Regions from separate parts of the Homo sapiens genome. Here region 1 is linked to region 2. The links are chromatin contacts, found by Hi-C or POLR2A ChIA-PET in ENCODE. All regions are on one chromosome and are shown on one strand. The core of a region is the stretch at or near the end of the contact, and the rest is flanking DNA. Distances in the headings are between cores, read along the strand shown.

What was found. Hi-C counts contacts between places; a loop is a spot of excess contacts on that map. ChIA-PET counts read pairs that join two places held with the same protein, here RNA polymerase II (POLR2A). Pooled maps may share reads with other maps.
Region 1: a loop to region 2 is called in a pooled map, with 2.0 times the contacts of the local background. The contact joins two enhancer-like sites. A Hi-C loop is called at or near these places in 2 of 50 pooled maps. POLR2A ChIA-PET finds 5 or more read pairs at or near these places in 3 of 52 experiments (OCI-LY7, activated B cell and activated naive CD8-positive, alpha-beta T cell).

The regions. Positions count from the first base shown.
Region 1 is chr14:65,299,322-65,306,335 of GRCh38, reverse strand. No RefSeq gene overlaps it. Among named protein-coding and RNA genes, the nearest start is that of MIR4708, 32 kb to the left of the region's middle. RefSeq lists enhancers at 1,635-1,734, 3,865-3,934, 3,955-4,054 and a silencer at 3,285-3,384. Within about 2 kb of position 3,740, at least 10 of the 41 ENCODE cell types and tissues checked have a DNase peak (open chromatin) inside an H3K27ac peak, as active enhancers do.
Region 2 is chr14:65,563,701-65,571,490 of GRCh38, reverse strand. The region is part of intron 3 of FUT8 (fucosyltransferase 8); the gene reads right to left. Among named protein-coding and RNA genes, the nearest start is that of MIR625, 96 kb to the right of the region's middle. Within about 2 kb of position 4,195, at least 2 of the 41 ENCODE cell types and tissues checked have a DNase peak (open chromatin) inside an H3K27ac peak, as active enhancers do.

The DNA.
Region 1 (7,014 bases), core at 2,491-4,990, 260 kb after region 2:
CTGAGGCAAGAGAATCACTTGAACCCAGGAGGCAGAGGTTGCAGTGAGCCGAGATTGCGCCACTGTACTCCAGCCTGGGCGACAGAGCGAGACCCTGTCTCAAAAAAAAAAAAAAAAGAAAAGAAAAGAAAGAAATCCTAAGCCTTACCTAGTGAATGTTTGATACTAGAGAAGCCACTCAAAAGGGCCTCATTATTAGTAATGCCCATAATGGGGACACCAATGTCTTGGCCAACAGGGTCTCTCCTGGGAATCCCAAAGCAGTCTGTAGGGCTGGGCTGCATATAGAATCTCCCCAACTGGCCAGGCATTGTGGCTCACGACTGTAATCCCAGCACTTGGAAGGCCGAGATACGCAGATCACCTGAGGTCGGAGTTCAAGACTAGCCTGGCCAACATGGTGAAACCCCATCTCTACTAAAAATACCCAAAAAATTAGCCGAGCGTGGTGGCAGACACCTGTAATCCCAGCTACTCAGGAGGCTGAGGTGGGAGAATCGCTTGAACCTGGGAGGCGGAGATTGCAGTGAGCCGAGATGACGTCACTGCACACTCTAGCCTGGGTGACAGAGCGAGACTCTGTCTCAAAAAAAAAAAAAAAAAAAAAAAAAAAATCTCAACTGTGTGTTCCCAGTCCCCACAAAGACTTCACAAAAGCAGAGTCTTCATCTATGATGAGTGCTACAAGAACACAGGCAGCTACAATGTAGCATCGGTCTGGCACAGGTCAACTTCTTTCTCAGCAAATCTAGTTTTTCCTAAGGAAGCAGCAGAGATCTATGGCAGACTCTAACACAGACACACCCATTCACTTTACCTCCAGAGCACTTTTCCCTTCCAGCTACTATATCCCCACATTTGCATAATTAAATGAGCCATTACACTGGTTTTTCCAAAACTAAGTAACCATCTGCCCTAAAGTTGTATCCATGTCTTGCCTCTTAGAAAATTCAAGACTCACTTCTGGATTCTTTTAAAAGCCTAGGTTTATTGTTGAATTTCCCTGTGTGTTTTCTCCTCTTTTCACAAACATTTCAAAAGTCTTCAGGTCAAAACTCAGTCCCACCTCAAACATCCTGAGCTCCCTTCTCTCAGGCAGTCTCTGAAGCACATGGCCCAGCCCTGTGATGGCGACAGCACAGGGAGATCTCCTTCCCATCAGAGTCACTGGTAGCTCTCTCCCCCTCACTACCACAGGGCCCTGACGTGGCTTTCACAAGAGTCCCACAGCAGGAAGATGCCACTCAGGGGGCACAAGCTGACTGGGATGCTAGAAGGGGATAGGATCAGAGATCAAGAAAAGCAGAAGAATAGCTTCCTCCACTTCCAGCTCTGTTCTCTTTTGTTCTCAGGCCAGGAGGGTGTTTAGCACCCTGAGGGGACCGTGTCCTGGACAGCTTAGTAAAAAGGAGAGAAGCCTGGGCACAGTGGCTCACACTTATAATCCCAGCACTTTGGGAGGCCGAGGCAGGCGGATCACGAGGTCAGGAGTTCGAGACCAGCCTGGCCAATATGGTGAAACCCTGTCTCTACTAAAAATACAAAAATTAGCTGGGCGTGGTGGCGGGTGCCTGCAATCCCAGCTACTCAGGAGGCTGAGGCAGAATTGCTTGAACCTGGGAGGCGGAGGTTGCAGTGAGCCGAGATCACACCACTGTACTCCAGCCTGGGTGACACAGTGAGAGACTCCGTCTCAAAAAAGAAAAAAAAAAAAAAAGGAGAGAAAATACAGAATCAATCTAAGTGCAAGTGTTATTCTCACTGGCACCTGCATGTGGGAGGCTGGCCAAGAGAGAAGAGCTAGGTGGAAGGAAGTGGCGCGAGGCAGATGAGGAGGCCAGAGGACAGGAGAAGGGGCTGGGCAGGGTCTCTGCCTTCCTGCCCTCTGGAGGCACTCACTTTATCACACTGGTGGCTAGGGATGCTGGGGTCAGGAGGGGCAGCGAAACAGGCTTGCACCTCCATGGGTGCCTCTGCCCTCATCCAGCACCCTATGCACAGGCCGCATGCCACTCTGGTCATGCCTACCATGGCTGGCAGGTGCTATTTATCACTGGGTCTTTTTACCTAAATGTGGCAGGGAGAGAGGATAAGGAGGGGAAACTCTTCACAGAAAAATGTTCTTTCTCTCTAGATCCACGGGCTCCTTATTCTTCACACGTCTGACTTGATCCTTTGCTTCTTCCAGATTCAGACCTTTCTTGTAAGTGGTCCCTTCCCGAGTCCCAGTGTGCTCATTCTTCCAGGGGCTCGTAGTTACTGCCTTGAGGGAACCGTTTGGGTGTCAGCCACCTGACCCCAGGTTACAAGCAGAGGAGCCACAATTAGCCTCTATTCAAACAAAGGATTCCATCTATAGAAGCTCATTTGTTTTCCTCGCTGCAGCTGGCTGGGCTGGGGGGCTGGGGGGCTGGGAGGGGGTTTCTCTGTCACTTTTTTCTTAAACTTTTCCTTTACATCCAGGAAATGACCAGTTCATTACAGTTAAAGAGTAAGTTAGGGGCCGTCCCAGCAACCAGCCAGCTCCTTGTATTTCGGGCTTTTTGTTCCATTAAAATACCAGAAGAGCTGTTTCATTCGGGCACTCCCTTTCCGGGGCTTGAAGAGAACCCAGAGGTGATTTCCAGCCATGGGTCTCCCTGTGAGCCTTGTAAACCCTCAAAATCACCACCCTCCCCTTGTATCAGGAAGCTTAGGGCAAACACCTCCAGCTCTAGTGAAAGCTGGATTTCCTACCCGCCTCCCACCCCTAACCCTCCAGCCCCATCCCCAAAGTACCACTGGATTCTGGAGTCAGATGAGCCCCAGCTGTGTCGCTTCCTAGCTTCGTGCTCATGGGCAAGTCAGTTAAACTCTCTGAGCCTCAGAAGGGAATAATGATAATGGTGATACCAACTCGGAAGGTTTGCAGAGATTAAAACCCAGTGGGATTTGTAAATGATGCTTAATAGACTTTAAAAGCCTATTTAAAGTTAGACAGCATCATTTCTCAGAATGCTGGGCTAGAGAGGAGCTTTTAAGATTTTTTCTTGTGTGCCTAGAATGTAAGCATCTGCAATGGCACTTCTAACACCCCTGGTGAGGGAGTCCTAATCAAATAAGGGTGGGTCTACTTGTCATGTGTCCTTCAAAGAGTTAAATACTAAAAAGAAACTTGCAAACCTTAAGGGAACCTCAGTGCTGGACACAGTGGGAGAAAATCTATCTCCGTTTCCTGATGGTTCTGGGTAACTGTGTGAACTTAAGAGGCTTAAGAAGACATAGGAAACAGTCACACCTGCCTCACAGATGATCTGAGTTGACAGTCACCCACAGCCCCCAAAGTTGTGGTGGCCTAGGAATGACAGCACAGAAAATCACCCCAGTTTCAGTCTGACTGGACCCCACCCTGCTCCCTCCCACCCCATCCCCTTCTGCCCTCTTTATTCTTGTCTCTCTGAATTGACAGTGGGTCAGGTCTGTCCAGAAAGGGTTAACCTTCAGGCTGTCGGCCAGGTGATTACTAAACTGGAGCCCTGACTTTTATTTACTGGCACATAAATCTTTGCTTTGACAATTGTGTCTGAGTGTTTTAACGCCTAGCTGGCCCTGCTGGAGTTTGTTTGACCATGTTTTGAAAAGTGACTTCAGTGCTTGTGGTAGTAATTGGCCTGGCACCACGAGCTGGCGACACGGCAGCGTGATGGACTGCAGCAATTTGAACTCAGCAGCTGATTTATTTTCTGTGGCTTTCTGCTTCTGCTGCTTCTGGTACTGCAAAGGCATGAAGTGGTCAAAGCCAACATGGGGCCCAGGGCCTTCTATCTGGTAGGTATGCATGGCGTGTGGAGGTGGTGTTTTTCTGCTAGATGTCCTTCTAGAAATGGCCAGGAATTTTCCAATGGCTCATGATAGAAAAGCCTCCTATGTAGTGTTTGGCCTGTGATAGTCCTTTGGGTTCAGTGTCTACCAGGTTGACCTGAGATACGCTTTGCATATCTCAGTGTAGACATAAACCCGAATGAGAACAAGCAGAGAAGATTTATGGAGAGCTCTCTATAGCGAGGGAGTCAGCCACTAGCACTTGGTTTTAGCAGATAGTCAAAGTCAGGCGGGGGAGTAGGCAAGCTTTAGAGTGAGAAAAAAAGGGGAGGGCTTCAGGTGTGCTCTGATAGGAGGTTGTTGGCATGAAAGAGCTGGAGGCAGGCTACTGAGAAGCAGGGTGCCCTATAGAATTGGTGTAGAGAGCATATCTGGCTTTCTCTGGTTGGTCCTGAGTTGGAAGGAGGGCCAAAATTTAGGGAACCTGGCAATGATTGACCAAGTCCTGACTGGGGGCTGATTGCTATAGAGGCTGTGGTTTGGCTTCCTGGGCTGGTCGCTACAGAGGCTGTGGATCAGAGTTCAGTTTTCATATATGGTCTGGCCATTGTCCATTTGCATATTTGGTCTCTCGATGGAGACTAAATTTGAGAATCCTGGTCAGTCTGGATTACGTTGGCATGGTTAAGCTGCTGCCTAGTAAAAATGTATTGCGCAGATGTTTATCATAGCGGTAGTTATAATTGCAAAAAAACACAAAACATAAAACAAGGCTGGAAACAGCCAGAATAGTCAATTTTATAGAATTAAAATTAAGGTGTACCCACATTGCGCTAAACTTTAAAAGTGAAGACATTCTAATGACATTGGAAATGTTTATAAATGTGATGCAAAATGACAACTTGATTCAAAAATCATACATACTATGTAATTTTAGGTATAAACAGAGGTTGGAGAGTCTTCCTGGCCCTTAATTTTTAGGTAAGATGTCCTCAAATACCCGTCACAGGGGTATAGGCAGTCCATTACCCCCCTGGGATTTCTGAAAACTTTCTGAAGATGCATACAATCGTCCTATGCATACAATCACCCAGGCTGTGAGCTCCTACTTCCCCAGGATTATTTAAATTCTGGAATATTGGCTCATCACCTGTCACACGCTGCCTCTAACCTATGCCATGTCAATCCAGTTGTAGAGCTCAGTTCTTTCCTTAATTTCAACAAAAACTCAGTCACCTAAGGCTTTGCATAGAGCAGAGGTATCCAATCTTTTGGCTTCCCTGGGCCACATTGGAAGAAGAAGAATTGTCTTGGGCCACACATAAAATACACTAACACTAACGATAGCTGATGAACTAAAAAAAAAAAAAAAAAAAAATGGTCCGTGCATAAATCTCATAATGTTTTAAGAGAGTATACAAATTTGTGTTGGGCCACATCCAAAGCCGTCCTGGGCCACATGCAGTCCGTAGGCCGCGGTTTAGACAAGCTTGGCATGGAGGGATTTATATCCTGCTAGGCATACTAAAAAATCAATATTGTTAGCTGGGTGTGGTGGCTCACACCTGTAATCCCAGCACTTTGGTAGCTGAGGTGGGTGGATCACTTGAAGTTAAGCGTTTTGGACCAGTCTGGGCAACAAAGCGAGATCCTTTCTCTACACTAAATTTATACACACACACACACACACACACACACACACACACACACACACACACACACACATATATGGCACTCTATAGATATAAGCTCTCTCTACATACATATTATGTATTCTCTCAGTCTGTCTGTCCCTTGGCATTTTTCCCTGTTCCGGATCCAGTCTCCCGATATGTTCTCGAGCCACTTTGTCTTCCTTTTCTTTCCTTTCTCTTCCTCCTCTGCCCTCACCTTCTAGAGGAAACACAGATCCTTCCTAAGGGATAATAACGGCATAACATAACGCAACCAATTCATCTCTCTCCAGTTCCTGCTGCAAACTTTGCTCTCCCTCCACATATCCAAGAACTCTGCTAAAGCTTTAAAATTACCAATTGTATTTTTTTTTTTTTGAGACAGAGTTTCGCTCTTGTTGCCCAGGCTAGAGTGCAATGGCGCGATCTCAGCTCACGGCAACCTCTGCCTCCTGGGTTCAAGTGATTCTCCTGCCTCAGCCTCCCGAGTAGCTGGGATTACAGGCATGTGCAACCATGCCTGGCTAATTTTTGTATTTTTAATAGAGACAGGTTTTCTCCATGTTAGTCAGGCTGGTCTTGAACTCCCGACCTCAGGTGATCTGTCCGCCTCAGCCTCCCAAAGTGCTGGGATTACAGGTATGAGCCCCCATGCCTGGCCACCAATTGTATTTTTAAGGGCTGCCAGGTTACATTTGCTCTGAGAAACAGGACTTCTTTTCCTCCCAGGCCCTGTTGGGTGAGTAGGGGAGGGAGTGGGTGTGGGCAGGTGTTTTTTCCAGTAACACAGAGTTGTTTGAAGATTAAAGACAGGGTACATACAATTCCTAGCACAGGCCCTGGCACTGTGATTGCGCTTGTTGCTTTATCAAACAGTATCAAAGGGGGCCTCCTCAGGTCTTCTGAGTTTCTAAGCCTTATCAGCATTTTGCATATCAGACACCGGCTCTGCAGATAACTCCTTCCTTACCGGCTTCTGTGCAATTTTTCCTCTAATCTGTTCTTAAAGGGTAGAACTTTCTACCTCTGCTTTTTACCAAATAATCTTAATCAGTTTTGTTTTTCTAATGTTTATCCAAGAAGTCCTTAATTTTGTAATTCTCGGTATTAATTTTCAGTTGATCAAATCTGAAAGGCCTAAGAAAGTTAATGCTTTTACTGTCGAATTTTTCCCTTTTAAAAGTGATGAGGCTCTGGGCTGGAAACAAGCTGTCTTTAGATGGGGGCTCATGTCTGGTCTTGGGTATAGGGCCAGTGGAGAACCCTGTCAGGAGCCTTTTTTTGTATGAGGGACCTGGAAGCCACCAGAAAAGACTCTTTCTACGAGAGTGAGAGGCTGGGTGGGTTGCTCAGATCTGTAATCCCAGCACCTTGGGAGGCTGATGTGGGAGAATCACTGAGGCCAGGAGTTTGAGGTCAGCCTGGACAACATAGTGAGACCCTATCTCTACAAAAATAAAGATTAAAAAAAAAATAGCTTGGCACGGCGAACGTGCCTGTAGCCCCAGCTACTCAGGAGGCTGAGGTGGGAGGTCTCCAG
Region 2 (7,790 bases), core at 2,946-5,445:
AGAGTATGTTGATGCTGTTCCCACACTTCCTTCTCTGCAAGTCCACAGTGTTTAGGGAAACTATGGATCATCTGAAGTGCATGGAGAAATTTTTACTTTGTGCCACACATTTTCTGGCAATCACTGCTATGTGCATGATTCCCAAAGTCATATTTCTCTCTCACCTGGGCTTTTTTCCTGAGTTCTAGACTCACTTTCCAACTTTCTTTTGGATAGGTTCAGCAAGCACATCAAGTTCAACCTACCTAAATCCCATCCTGGTCTTTCTCCTAACAGGTTCATTATATCAGTCATTGAAAAAGATTACTGACAGTTACTGTTAAAATAAAAACTTCAGCCAAATTAAATTTAAAGGAGTTTAATTGAGCAATGAACGATTCACGAATCCAGCAGCACCCAGAATCACAGCAGATTCAGAAAGACTCCAGTGCAGCCACATGGTGGAAGAAGATTTATAGACAAAAAAGGGGGAGTGATATACAGAAATCAGAAGTGAGGTACAGAAACAACTAGATTGGTTACAGCTCAGCATTTGCCTTATTTGAACACAGTCTGAATGCTCAGCAGTGTGTGAATGGTTGAAATATGGCTGCTGGGATTGGGCAAGACTCAGCTATTGTTACAGGCGCATACTCCTAAGTCAGGTTTTCGATCTTGTCTACCTATTAAGTTAGGTTACAGTTCGTCCACTAGGACTCAAATATAGAGTACAAAGTCCTTCTCAGACCATATTTAATTCACTTTAACACGACAAACTTTGAATCCACTTAAACTCTTCCTTTCCTTTACCACACAATTAAGGTATACAATAGAAGGTTAAAAGGGAATCAAAGGAAAGCCTGAAGAACCAGGTCATTAAAAGAGCAAGAACCAAGAAGTCTCCAGAGATCTAGGCACAGGAACTAATGGAAATCGTGTATGTCAGCAACACTGGGATAAATGAACTCCACTTTTAATACAGGTAGAGTATATGTAGGAGTATATGTAGTTATAAGTAGAATACAGTATAACATGGCAAACCCTATTCTCATTCTCACTGTAATAATGACAATAAGCACTCCCCACCACTCCCAGAAAAAAAAAAACTTGCAAATATAATCCTTTTAAAGGCATTAGAGAGCTGTGGAAGTGAGGGATTAAATTAACTAAAATTCCAGAGCAGGCTGAACTAGCTATGTTCTTACTTGGGAAGCATTTGCTGATTCTGGGTAGGGATCACACAGAAGAGTGGTGTGAAAATTTGGAAACTGCAAGAGCAGTAAACACATAGCCAGTTTTCTCCATGATTGATTTGCTGGATTCTATGGCTCCAAGGCTAGACAGTAATTTTAAGACAGAATGAAATTTCTCATAGTCTTACGAAATTTACAGGATGAAGTCCTGCTTGAGGTCTACCTTAAACTCACAGCTAGTCTTCTCTTCAATGTATGTCAAATTTAGATGCTACATGGAGCAAGAGACCAAAGAGCAAAGCTCAAAACCTCTGAAGGGCAGAAGAAATGTCCTATACTTCAAATCTGAAGAGAAATCTACCAAATTGTCAATAAAAAGCCTAGAAGAATTATACCTGAGGAACAAGGAAGAAACAAAGTGGGCTAGGTTTTACTAAAACTAAAACACAGCCATGTTCAATCACTGATTGTACTGGATTGAAATATTAAGCCCAATCTCCAACAGAGAAAAGCCTCTGTAGCCTCCACAGTGCCTTTATACACAATATATTAAATTTAAAATCACTAGACATGCAAAGAGGCAGAAAATTTGACTAACAATCAAAATAAATATCAAAAGAAATCAACCAAAAGGTGATCCATGAAATAGAAATTAGGAGAAAATATAATAGTTATATTAGAATAACTATTTAAGAAATTAAAAGAAACATGGACAAGACAGATGAAAAATGGAGAATTTCCAAAGAAATTTGAAATTATCAAAAAGAATCAAGTGAGTATTCTAGAATCAAAAAATATAAAAAATTACTAACTGTGTGTGATTAACGGCACAATGAACAAAACAGAAGACAGGTGAAATAAGTTGGAAGCCAGTTCAATAGAAAATAATACAAAATAAAGTGCAAAGAGAAATTAGATCATGAAAGACACATAAAGCCATGTGAGATACCATAAAAATAAGTTTAATAATACATATAATTGGAATTCCATAAGGAAAAAAATAAAAAATAATGGCTTCAGAAGCAGTATTTGAAGAAATAGTAGCTGAGGGTTTTCCAAAATTGATAAAATACATCAACTCCCAGATTTAAGCAGCTCAGTGAACTTCAAGCTGAATAAAAACAAATAAAGCCATATCTAGGCACTCATAGTCAAGTGCTTAACACCAAAGACAAAAAAAAAAGTAAACTCAGCCAAAGAGAAAGATACGCTTCTTAAAATTGCAGACTTCTCAGAGACTATGAAAGGCAGGAATCAATGAAATGACATGTTTTAAATGCTTTTAAAAATTACTGCTAAAGTAAATTCTACACTCAATAGAAATATCTAACAAAATGAAAGATAAAGTTTTTAAAAAAGAGAATCTGAATTTATTGCTATCAAACCTGCACTATAAATACTATAGGATATTATTAAGGCTGAAGAACATGATTCAACATGAAAGAACTGAATAACAGGAAGGAGTAAAGAACACTAGAAAGAAAAAATATGTGGCCAATTATAAAAGAATATGAGTGTTTATAAAAATTAATAAATCTGAATAACTTAATTAACCAACCTAACTTAAATGACATATATACTAGATCAGACTCAGCAACAGAATACACATTTCTTAAGCATTCAACAACATAAGTCATTTGCTAAGCCATTAAATAAATTTCAAAGAACTGAAATATAGAATATAATTCTATCTGGTTGAAGAACAAACTAGAAATCAAAATCTGAAAGATAAACAGAATAGCCCAATTTGGAAATTAAGTAACAACTACTAAATAACCTATGGGTCATAGAAAAAAAAAATCACAATACAAATTTTAAAGTATTTTAAATTAATGACAAAAATAGAATATCAAAACTTATGGAATACAACTGAAAGCTGTGCTTAGAGAGAAATTTAAGGCTTTCCAGGACATAAAAGAAAATAAAATAGAAAACAGATATACAATAAAGAAAAAAAAAGCACAGAGGTTGGTTCTTTGAAAAAGCAAATTAAATTGATAAACTGTTAGCAAGATAAAAGGAGAAAACACAACCAATATTAAGAATGAAAAAGGAGACATTACTATAGATATACAAGTATGGAGAAGAAAATAAAATGGCACTAAGAACAATTTTAAGCTAGAACATTTGAACATGCTGATAAAATGAACACATGCTTTGAAAAACACGTCTCACCAAAATTGACATGAGAAAAAAAAAGAGCTGAACAGTCCAATTTATATTAAAGAGATGAAATCCAGAATCTAAAATCTTCCCATATGTTCTCCTTCCTCGCCACCACCCTTCCCCACAAAAAGACTCCAGGCCCAGATAACTTCACTGGTAGAATTATAATATTTAAAAGAAAATGAATATCAACTTTACATAAACTTTTCCAGAGAACAGAATTGGCCTGCATAAACCTTGATAACCTGAAAGACATCACAAGAAGGAAAAATCATAAATAAACAGCTCATTTATATAGAAAAAATCCAAAACAAAATGTTAGCAAATTTAATCCAGTAAAATGTTAAAAAGTTACAAGAAATTCCAGGGAGAGAATATCTGCTTAATCAGGCCTATCAGGATAGGAATGTTGTTCCCACTGTAATGTTCTCAGGGAAGGAGTATCTTTCATTATATCTTAAAAATAAGATATTCTTGATAACATGAGGAATAATGGATACAAGATTGAAAAAGCAAAAGGCAGATATCATGAAAGGTTATAATTAGATGGCAGGTGCTGTACACATTCCAATCTATCTCACTGGCTTTAAGAATATATGTACACTTCTTATATGAGAGACTAGGAGTTATAGAGAAGACGGTCTAGAGCAAAATCTTCCAACCAACCAACTAGAACAAAGGCAACCCACTTTTTAACACAATCTTCTCAAACAACAGTAAAACATGACCTGTGAAGAACCACTTCAGTTTCCTTTCTACCCAACTCAGTATACTTCTGTTGCCTGGGACAAATTTTTCCACCAGAAGATTTGTGCTTTGTCTGTAACCCGTATTGGCAGATGACACACAGCTCAGAAAAACAGGTAATCGGAAATTAATCATACATTCTTTGTGGTTTTTAAATTTACAGTTTTACAGCTAGCATCTAAATTCTAGAAGAAATCTCTTCTCCTTTCCTAGACCAAACAAATAAACAAAAAAACTATTAATCGGCCAAAAGGCCAAAAGCCACATTTGAATTTTTTTAAGTTCTGTTCTCAAAAATAAATGTCCCTAGAATAACAAGGATTAGGTTAAAAGGAAAGTTGTCAATTAAGCACTTTTTAGATTTTACAACTCCATGAGATTGACATCCAACCAGGTTGAGGTTCACTGCTCAAGGGGATTTCTGCACAAACCAACAATTTTCTGGGTGTTTTCTGGTAAATTTCAACTCTAGGAAGCAACATGGCTGGTTCAAGTCCCAAGGAGCAAAAATTCTGTGAGCAAATAGCTATTTCACATTATTAAACTTGAAACAAAACGAACATGAAGCATAAAAGGACTGAGAAAGTGATAATTTCTAAATTTTTTAAAGGCCCACTACATGTGTTCTAACATGATACCAATGAACAAGAAAGAAAGAGATGTCTGGGAAACTCTAAATACAGGCATGTTGAAAACCTAAGCATCAAAGTCAACTGATTCAATCATTAATTTCAGTGTAAGTTGCATTACCTCTTATCTAGATTAATACTTTAAGAGTTTCCCAAGAAATATCTTAACTCCAATCTGGCACATGCACCAAATCCACCTGAAAATCTAAATCTTCCTCAACCATTTTCACTGTGTCATTCCTCTGCTGAAAACCAACTATTGTTCTCTATTATCTATCAATCGGGTCTATACATAACTCTGGCTATATAAGCCCACCATGATTTGACCTAATCCAATCTATTCAACTTCCCTTCTGTGGTGAGAACGGTAGGTTAAATGCGGTTACACATTCTTTGTAGTTCCATCAACCAAGATGCAGTATCTATTTCTTCCATTTTTGAATATGGGTAGGCCTCTTGACTTGCAATGAACAGAATGTGGCAGAATTGACACTGTGTTACTTCTGATGCTCAGTCTCAAGAGGCCATGCAATTCCTGCTATTTTCCTCTTGGAACACTACCATGTAAGAAATCTGGGCTATCCTTCCAGAAAAGAAATATGGAAGTGAGCCAGTTAATGGTCGACCTAATTGCCAAATATGTAAGTGAGGTCATCTTGGACTGCCCAACCATAACCAAGCCACCAGATGACTGCAGCCACATGAGTGACCCTATTTATAATTAGAAAAAAAGCCTAGCTGAAGTTAACCCAAATTGGAAAAATCAAGAGCAAATAAATGATTGTTTTATGCCACCATGTTTTTGTTTTTTATTATATTATACCATATTTTATATTACTAATAAATATAATTTTGTGTTTATATGTTTTTTAAAAATAATTTTTTCAAAGAACTTATTAAAAGAAAACAGTTTGATTTTTTAAAATAGACAACAGATTCTTTGGTGAAATGAATAAACACTTCACCAAAGATGACATATGAATGGCAAATCAACACATTAAAAAAATGGCCAATATCATTCATTACAGAAATATAAATTGAAACCTCAATGAGATAGTATTATATATCTGTTACAATGACTAAAATAAAGATAACTGACAATAGCAAATGCTGGGTAGGAGGAGAGCAAGTAGAACTCTCAAGAATTTCTGGTAGGAATTTCAAAACGGTACAGGTACTCTAGAAAAAGAACTGGGTTGCTTCTTATAAAGTTAAATATGCAGTTAACATATGACCCAGCAGTTCCACTCCTAGGTATTTGCCCAAGAGAAATAAAAACTATGGTCATACAAAAGTTTATGAAACAAAGGTTAATAGTGACTTTGTTCACAACTGCCCCAAAATGGAAATAACCTCACATTCTTCAATTGGTGAATGGATTAAAAAAAAAAAAGTGATATATCTTGCTATGATTTGGATGTGGTTTGTCCTCATCAAAACTCACGTTGAAATTTGATCCCCAACATGGCAGTATTGGCAGGTGGGACCTAGTGGGAGGTATTTGGGTTATGGAGCTAGATCCCTCATGAATAAATTAATGCTCCTCCTTCAGAGATGACTGAGTTCTCCTTCTCATGGGAATGGAATAGTTACCAAAAGAGCAGGTTGTTTAAAAAAGTCTGGCTTCCTCGGTTTCTGTCTTGCTTCCTCTCTTATCATGTGATCTCTTTATACACGCTTACTCTCCTTCCACTTCCCACCATGAATTGAAGCAGCCTCAGGCCCTCACCAGATGCAGCTGTTCAATCTTGGACTTTCTGGCCACCAGAATCATGAGCCAAATAACTTCTTTCTCTATAAACTATCCAGTGTCAGGTATTCTGTGATAGCAATGCTAAATGGGCTAAGACACATCAATATAACGGAATACTACTCAACATTTAAAAAGAATAAAAATACTACTCAGCAATAAAAAAGAATGAACTACTAATACAGACAATAGTATTGATGAAACTCAAAAACATTATAGTAAGTGAAAAAAGACAGACTCAAAAGGCTACATACTATGTAATTCAATTTATATGACATTCTGAAACAGGAAAAAAGTGTGACAGAAATCAGATCAGTTAAGTGCCAGGGACAGGAGGTCAGGACAGAATTTGACCATAAGAGGGAACAACAGAATTCTAGAGGGAGGTAGAATTCATCTATAGTTTTTGTGATGGTTACGTGACTGTATTTGCCAAAACTCACAGACATCTACGATAAAGGAAGTGAATTTTATGTACAGACATTACTCATCAATAGATCAGATTTACACAAATACACTGCAACCTCCTATATATTGTGCTTCTACATTTGCATCCCTCCAAGATACGATATTTAAATTATTTTCCTAAATTTCTAAAACTATCAACAAAATCAGAAAATTCTAGCCGAAAGATTTGTTAATGGCTTTTCAGATTATTGACTTGAATCTAGAAAATCTAAAAAATTGTAGTTTCAAGCTTTTGTGTTGCTTTCCAACTCCAATCCATATGCCTTATCTCAAAGAAACGACCTAGTTATAAACATCTGAATTAATCTTTTGTAGTCTGACTTGTGAACACATTTTCTTATATGAAAAAGACATAGCAAATTGAGTACAAAATATTAACTTAATTACTATAAGGGGAAAAAAATCCCAATGCTAGTAGCACCTCCATTGCTCTTCCTTTCATGCCAGAGGGCTCTAAAACGACATCCCTTTGGAAGAAATACAAATGGCCCCAGCAGTAAAGTCAATGAAAGGGCCCAATGAGGTTGAGGGAAAATAACTATAAACTATTTTCCTGAAATTATATTCCCTTATATAAACATGGGCCTATTTGCTTAGTCTGTTTTCAGACTGTAATTACATGGTATTACCACATGACTTAGGTGATTCAGCTCTTGAAAGTAGTCTCTACATTTAAATGTAGTTGAGAAATTAATTTCAACATATAAGAATATAAAGAAAGTGACTTAATAGACCTAAAGATTATTTTGCAGAAAGAAAAACCCATACTAAAGCAAGCTTTCCCTTCATGCAACAAAAACAAGACATTTGGCAGTCAGAAATAAACAAATTGAAATATCAGTATTGAAGATGGAACCA